Linked DNA regions of Homo sapiens: region 1 is linked to region 2. Evidence: read pairs that join two places in POLR2A ChIA-PET (ENCODE). Cell type or tissue: OCI-LY7. All regions are shown on one strand.

Region 1 (4,000 bases), 180 kb after region 2:
AAAATTAGCCGGGCATGGTGGCGGGCGCCTGTAGTCCCAGCTACTCGGGAGGCTGAGGCAGAAGAATGGCGTGAACCCGGGAGGCGGAGCTTGCAGTGAGCCAAGATCGCGCCACTGCACTCTAGCCTGGGTGACAGAGCGAGACTCTGATAAAAAAAGAAAAAAAGGGAATCGAGCATTAAAGTATGCTACATCATGGATGAACCTTTGCAATATTAAAATAACAGAAGCCAGACACAAAAGGTCACATATTGTGTGATTCCATTGATATGAAATGTACGGGATAATTAAATCCATAGAGACAGAAAGCAACTTGGTGGATGTCACAGGGACCTTTGTTTGAATCCCAACTTTGCCATTTATTGGTGGTCTAACCTTGAGCAGGGCATTTAACCTCTCAAGATTCCAGTTTGTTCATCTGGAGAATGGGGATGACCGTCAAGCCCACCTCAGCAGGGCATCGTATGGGAACTCTGAGCTTGGACCCGCTCAGCAGTGTTTTTTTTTTTCTTTTTGAGACGGAGTCTCGCTTTGTCACCCAAGCTGGAGTGCAGTGGCACAATCTCGGCTCACTGCAACCTCTGCCTCCTGGGTTCAAGTGATTCTCCTGCCTCAGCCTCCTGAGTAGCTGGGATTAAAGGCGTGCACCACCACGCCTGGCTAATTTTTGTATTTTTAGTACCGACTGAGTTTCACCATGTTGGCCAGGCTGGTCTTGAACCCCTGACCCTCCTCGGCCTCCTAAAGTGTTGGGATTACAGGCGTGAGCCACGGCGCCCGGCCCCTGCTTAGCACTTCTGTCATAGGCTCCTGTAACACGTGCCATTTCCAGTTGTTTTGTATCTGGATGTCACGTTAGACTGGACCCCATGTTGGCAGGGACTGCAACCGCTGTGTTGACCACTGTGCTTCTGCCCTGAGCACAGTCCCTGGCACGTTGCCGTCACAGTCTGGGAGGGGAGAATGAAGAGTGACTGCACATGGGTGCGGGGTTGTATTTGGGGTGAGGAGAACACTTTGGAGCTAGATAGCGGTGGTGCCTGCAGAACAGTGAATGTTTTAAATGCCACTGAATTATTCCTTTTATTTATTTATTTATTTTAGTTTTTTTTTGAGACAGGGCCTCTCTCTGTCACCCAGGCTGGGAGTGCAGTGGGACAATCATAGCTCATTGCAGCCTCAACCCCCACCAGGCTTAAGCCATCCTCCCACCTCAGCCTCCGGAGTAGCTGGGAACACAGGTGCACACTACCATGCCCGGCTAATTTTGTTTTTCTTTTTTCGGGGACAGGGTCTCACTATGTTGTCCAGGCTGGTCTCGAACTCCTGGGCTCAAACGATCCTCCCACCTCGGTCTCCCAAAGTGCTGGGATTACAGGTGTGAGCCACTGCACCCGGCCCGAATTTTTCACTTTAAATGGTTCATTTTACGTTACTTGAATTTCACCTCGATAAAAAAACAACAAGGCATCTGAAGTTGTCCACAGGCTTCACACAGCACGTGGAAAGGCGGGCCGGGGTGACTCACCCCTCTGGGGGTCAGGAACGCCGTTCTGGATAACTCGCATCCCCCTGGGGATGTGAGTCTGAGCTGCCCCGGCGAGCGCAGCTGTGTGCAGGGCCCGCAGTTCCTGTTTCCGTCGAGCCTACAGCCCAGAGAAGCGTGTGCTTCTCCCCACGGAGGTGGGTCTCCGTTTCAGGGTCAGACCTGAAAGCATCGGTTGCGTTTGCTGGAGTTGTTGTCAGCATGTTTGCCGCTTTGATTTAGAGGCCGGGATAAAGGGCGATTATCAAAGGACTGCATGTTCCCGGCATGGCCACGATGGGCCCCGGCAGTGTCCCTGGAGGCAGCAAGCTCACTGGACAGGAACAGAGGTGCCATTGTGTGTGGCTAAAGCAGCTAGAAAGTCAGTGCTTCTCTGCTGCACTGTGAGGCGGGAAGAAGATGTATTTCCACCTCGCGGGGCACCTCGTGTCCTGTCTGGGGGGTCTGTGGGCACCAGTGTCCACCCAGGTCCTGCTGCAGAAAGTGGGGAGGCCAGTGGCTCTGGGGCCCTCATTTGGATTTTTTGAGAATTCGTGCCTCCACGCTTTGTCCAAAGCTCTCCTGAAAACCCCTTCGAAAGTCAGGCACAGCCTAGTGAAGGTGCTGTTCCCACGGTTCATGTCATGTGGCCCTGGAAGGTCTCACTCGCTGCAGGTGACCGGGGGGCAGGAGGACATACAGAAAGGCTTCAGCCCACGACTGCCCTGGTGACGCGGGTCATGTCCTCACCCTCACGCCCCCTCATTGCCCCTTTATTTCTGGCATTTCCTTCCTCGGTGGGAGGCCCCCTCTCTGGTGCTGCAAATAAACACCAGACCCCGCCCATCAATCACACCTCTTCAGTGACACAATGACACCCTTTCTGTGCATCAGTGCCCTGTGCTGTCAGAGTCTCGTGACACAGATTCAAACTATTTGGGGATTCTATTTTGGCCAAGCACTGGCCAGTTATTTAACAGGTATGGATTATTTTAACCTTTGTAATTACTGCATAAAGCAGGTGTTACTAAATCCATTGTACGAATAAGGGTACTGACTCAGGTTGGGATTGGCCAAGGCAAGAAGCTGATTAGTGGTGGGGCAGGATTCAAATGTCTGAGTTACTGTTTTTTATACTGTAAGTTCAAAAAACAACAATAACAAAACAAAAACCAAAACAAACAAATAAAAATAAATAAGTAAACTGTAAGTTTAATAAGCTGGCCCTATAAGTAAACCAGTTACTGGAGGCATTCTCCCTCCAGAGCGAAAACAAGAGATTTCTGTGGCAGCTGTCGTATATTTGTAGAGATGGGAGTGATTTGGATAGATTGTTTAACGGTAGGCGCGGGGTCTTCACACAGCCCCTAAATCACCAAATGTGACTGCCTGGTCTACATGCACCAGAAGCTGCTATTTGACAGCTTTACTTAGCGAATGGCTTAATCACGGCATTTCCCCCTCGAATTGATGTAAAGGTGACTCCAAGAGCACAAATTCATTGAAAGTGTTTCTGCCACCATCCCCTTCATGTATACATCAAAGAAAATCAAGAGTAGGATGCCCCTGAGGCCATGGCGTGAGCTGGAATGCTCTTCTCCAACTCATGGTGTTGTCTTCTATATTAGTCTGTTCTCTCATTGCTATGAAGAAATACCTGAGACTGCATAATTTATAGAAAACAAGGTTCAATTGGCTCACGGTTCTGCAGGCTGTACAGGTCGCATAGCACCGGCAACAGCTTCTGGGGAGGCTTCCGGGGGCTTCCAATCATGGCGGAAGGCGAAGGGGAGCAGGCGACTGACATGGCGGGAGAGGGAGCGGCGGCGGGGGGCGCATTTTTAAACAACCAGATCTCATGACAACTCACTACTGTGAGGGATCCAACCCCACGACCCAAACACTTCCCACCACGGCCCACCTCCAACATTGGGGATTACAATTCAACATGAGATTTGGTGGGGACACAGACCCAAATTATTTCATCTTTTGTGAAGCCCAACCAGATCCCCCATCCCTGACACGAATTGCTCCTTCTCTGGTATTTCTCTCCTCCATTAGACTGTGAGATCCTTGAGCTCCGGCACTATATTTTAGCTATCCTTTTCAGTGCTCTTTCAGCGAGAAAAACATTAAAGAATGAAGAAAGGGAGGAAAGAGGAAAAGCTTCCAGAGGCTTACAATTCATTATTAACAAGATAATGTGGTGCTGGGCGCGGTGGCTCACGCCTGTAATCCCAGCACTTTGGGAGGCCAAGGCGGGCGGATCACGAGGTCAGGAGTTCAAGACCAGCCTGACCAACATGGCGAAACCCCTGTCTCTACTAAAAATACAAAAATTAGCCCAACATTCCTGGCTAACATGGTGAAACCCCGTCTCTACTAAAAATCCAAAAAAAAATTAGCCGGGCGTGGTGGCGAGCGCCTGTAGTCCCAGCTACTCGGGAGGCTGAGGCAGGAGAATGGCGCGAACCC
Region 2 (4,000 bases):
AAGAATTGAAAGCAGGGTCTTGAGGAGAGATTCATTTGTACACCCACATTCATAGCAGCATTATTCTCAACAATCCAAGTGTCCAGTGGAATATTATTCAGCGTTGGGAATGAAGGAAATCCTGTCCCATGCTACAACATGGATGAACCTTGAGGACATTATGCTGAGTCAAACAAGCCATTTCTAGGCCAGGCACGCTGGCTCACACCTGTAATCCCAGCACTTTGGGAGGCCGAGGCGGGCAGATCACTTGAGGTTAGGAGTTCGAGACCAGCATGGCCAACATGGGGAAACCCTGTCTCTACTAAGAATACAAAAATTAGCCAGGCATGGTGGCTGTAATCCATGGTGCTTCAGTAGTGCCAGCTACTCAGAGGCTGAGGCACGAGAATCGCATGAACCCAGGAGACAGAGGTTGCAGTGAACTGAGATCACACCACTGCACTCCAGCCTGGGTGACAGAGAGAGACTCTGTCTCAAAAATAAATAAATAAATACGCTATTTCTGGCCAGGTGCAGTGGCTCAAAACTCTAATCCCAGCACTTTGGGAGGCCGAGGCAGGCAATATGGTGAAACCCCATCTCTACTAAAATTACAAAAATTAGCTGGGCATGGTGGCCCATGCCTATAATCCCAGCTACTATGGAGGCTAAGGCAGGAGAATCACTTGAACCCAGGAGGTGGAGGTTGCAGTGAGCCAAAATCGTGCCATTGCACTACGGCCTGGGTGACTTTGTCTGAAAAAAAAAAAAAAAACAAAACCAAATAAGCCATTTCTGAAAAGCCAAATACTGTATGATTCCACTTATGTGAGGTCCCTCGAGTAGTCAAATTCATGGAGATGGAAAGTAGAAAGGTAGTTGCCAGGGGCTTGGGGGAGGAGAAATGGGGAGTTAGTGTTTCATGGGGACAGAATTTCAGTTTTACAGGATGAAAAAGTTCTAGAGATCTGTTACACAAAAATGTAAATGTACTCAACCCTACTGAAGTGGACACTTGAAATGGCTAAGGTGGTAACTTTTGTGTTCTGTGCTCTCTACTACAATTAAAAATAGAAAAAAAAAATTTTTAAGTAACCAGAAGCTGGAGGACCTAGAGCATGGGGGGACTGTCACCCGCAGGCTGTCCTCATAGGAGATTTACAGTGGGGAAGGGAGGGATAGAAGGCTAGAGGACAGCAGGTGCCTGGGGTGCACCTCGTCACCTTTCCTGACACCCCCAAACCACCGATGGCCCTTCCAGGGGGCGAAGAGACCCACTCTCTTCATAAACATCAGCCCCCAGCACCCACCACCACAGAGCAATGTGACTCAGCCCTGCAATGGCAGGGTCAGTGTCCCAGGTGAAAAGAATCGGGAAGGACAGCTTATGGTCACGGACCTTAAATGGATGAGGAGTGAGCACAGGAAATGCTGTCTGTTAGTGAATGGACTGGCCAGGATGGATTGCAGGCTGCTTCCAGCCCCTGTGCCAGGCTCCCTGTGGTGGCAAGACGCCCCCCCTCCCCAATCCCTGCACCCTCTCCCTTGGCGGAGCACCGCCTTGGAAACCCGAGACTCCATGCCGTGCTGGCGAGTTCCCTCCGGGACTCACGTTCTGCCCCTAAATCCCACCCACTGCTGCCACATAATAGGTTGCCCCCTCCCTAATGCAGATGATTGACAAGCCAGTCTGACAGGGCCTGCTCACAAGGGCTCCCTCCTCCAGGGTGGAACCCAGGCAAGGAACAAGGTCCACGACCATGCAGTCACAGGCCCTGTCCCCAGGCTCCCCGTCATGCACACAGCCGTGTCCAGTGACACCAAACTCTACCGACTCACACAGAGTCCAGTGGCTGCAAGTCCCATGCTTTGCGTATGCTGTTCCTTCCCCTGCCTGGAAAGCTCTTCTCAGCCCCATTCCCCACCTTGCTTCCGGCTGAAATTCCTCGACTGAGGGGACCCCTGCTCCTTCAGGAAGCCTCCCGAGCATGCAGCCCACCCCCCCACGCCATCTCCACACTATTGCCCCACCACCAGCTGATCAGCATTCTCCCTTCCCTGGGCCTTCCCTAAGGCCATCCCCTGTCACCTTGGGAATAGTACCACAGCTAGCCAGCCTCCCCACACAGGCTGCTCGTGCAGGTATCTGAATGAATAAGCACTCCCCAGACGCATCTTCCCCTGCCAGACTGAACTTGGACCCCTGCCGCTAGGTTCTGTCCCCTGCTCCACTTTCCAGCCCAGGACAGTGGCCTGAGACCTAACATGATGCTTGCACACTCTGGCCAAGCGGGGGCTCGTGCATCCATTAAATGAAGAACTTGTGTTGCAACAAGAGCCAAGGCTGCAGCCCTGGTGACTCATGACCCAGTCCTGATGGCTGGATTCTACCCACTTCCTCCTCTGCTTCAGGTCAGGGTCACGGTGTTACACACTATGGCTCCTCCTGTTTACCTGCCGCCTGCAGGCCTGAGCTCATGAATAGCCAAGCAAAAGCCTTTGCCCTGAAAACTAGAGTTTCACAGATGTCACCTATGTATCTACTGCAGACTACGGCAGACGTCACCTTGAGAAGGAATGACACGTGCTTCAGAACGTTCTCTCCACTCTTCCACCCACGATACGACCTTACTGGCTAGGACCGTGTGCCAGGTGTGGACCTTTCTGGACCCCAGCTCCTCTTCCCCTCTCTTGCCCCTTTGCTGGGGCCCCGACACCCTCCCATCTAAGGCTGTGCCCTGCCCCAGGACTGACCTGTCCTTTGAGATTAGGAAGCCCTGGCTGAACAGGTCAAGTGGCTCAGGGTCAGCCTACCCTCAGGGAGCAGACTCTACAGGGGCAAGCTGCAGGAACCACCCTGCTCGTGAGTTCAAAGCTCGTCTCACAGCTTACCCTCTCCAAACCTCGGCCTCCTCTCTCCTCAAATGGGTGCTGTGAAGACTGAAGAAAATCGTGCCTGGCCACCTGTAAATGCTGTGAGTAACAGGCACTGCCATGGCTCCAGGATCATTGCTGTCATTATTACCCTACCAGTCCTGTGGGGAGGGCAGGTGCGGGTTCTACCATCTCATCTTTGTTCCATAGCAAGCCCCCCAATCTTGCATTCCAGCTCCAGTAACTCAATCCTTACCTAAGTCGGGTGACTGATTGAGTCTCTGCCCAATTTTTCTGCTCAGTTCCCGGGCCCTCTGAGACCAGAGCCCCTCCATCGCTCCCTGCCTTGCAAGCCACCCAGCAGTGTGCCGGGCCATCTCGCCAGCTGGCTGCTGCACAGCCAGGTTCTGCTGGCCGGAGACCACCAGCAGCTTGAAAGCAGCCAGGATGTGAGTATTTAGACCAGGGAAAGCAGCAAAGCAGACTTTTATTTTTGTTTCTTTTTCTTTATTTTCCCCCTAGGCAGCTGGTTTGCCAGTATCTCCTCAGTCATCCCAGAGCCAGAGCCCCACTCGTTGGGCCCAAGTGGCAGCTCTGTGCCCAGGCCCGGCCACCCCCTAGAGAGCCTGTGTCTAGGAGGCAGCTGGCCTGCTGGCCCCTGCACACTGCAGAGCTGGGCACCTCCAGAGCCCATCCTCCACACTGCCCTGCCTGCACCCACACTGGCGGGCCTCACTTGACCCACACAGGGACTGCAACCATAAAAGCAGCAGAGCCACTTGCCCCCAACCCCGCCCCGCCGAGCCTGGGGCCTCTCCAGGGTCAGGGCCCACTCCAACAAAGAGCATTCTCAAATGCCACCAGGGACACCTTCCAGACAAAGCTGATCCAGTAGCATGCTGGCTTTGAATCCAGGTCAAATACCCAAGATGCACCTTTTTTCCTATTTTGTTTTCTTATTGTTTATTTATTTATTTTTGAAACAGGGTCTCGCTGTCACCCAAGCTGAAGTGCAGTGGTGTGATCAGGGCTCACTGCAGCCTCAACCTCCTAGGTTCAAGTGATCCTCCCACCTCAGCCTCCCAAGTAGCTGGGACTACAGGCCCATGCACCACCACCACACTGGATAATTTTTGTATTTTCT

Evidence for each region. ChIA-PET counts read pairs that join two places held together with the same protein. Peaks named below come from ENCODE experiments on the same cell type or tissue, not always from the same donor. Only the 100,000 strongest peaks of a DNase experiment are listed, where the experiment ranks them.
Region 1: POLR2A ChIA-PET joins it to region 2 with 11 read pairs; 5 of 35 experiments call an interaction of 5 or more read pairs at or near these places.

Annotation. Positions count from the first base shown.
Region 1 is chr10:5,838,841-5,842,840 of GRCh38, forward strand. No RefSeq gene overlaps it. Among named protein-coding and RNA genes, the nearest start is that of TRV-TAC3-1, 13 kb to the right of the region's middle. RefSeq lists enhancers at 1,184-1,483, 1,694-1,873, 2,154-2,203. In OCI-LY7, no CTCF peak of the experiment used is centred here; DNase peaks (open chromatin) are centred at 1,611 and 2,291; H3K4me3 peaks cover 2,223 bases; H3K27ac peaks cover 3,035 bases.
Region 2 is chr10:5,657,680-5,661,679 of GRCh38, forward strand. All of the region lies in intron 1 of ASB13 (ankyrin repeat and SOCS box containing 13), which reads right to left. Among named protein-coding and RNA genes, the nearest start is that of ASB13, 6.9 kb to the right of the region's middle. RefSeq lists an enhancer at 3,329-4,000. In OCI-LY7, no CTCF peak of the experiment used is centred here; DNase peaks (open chromatin) are centred at 1,662, 2,362, 2,912 and 3,202; H3K4me3 peaks cover 3,485 bases; H3K27ac peaks cover 4,000 bases.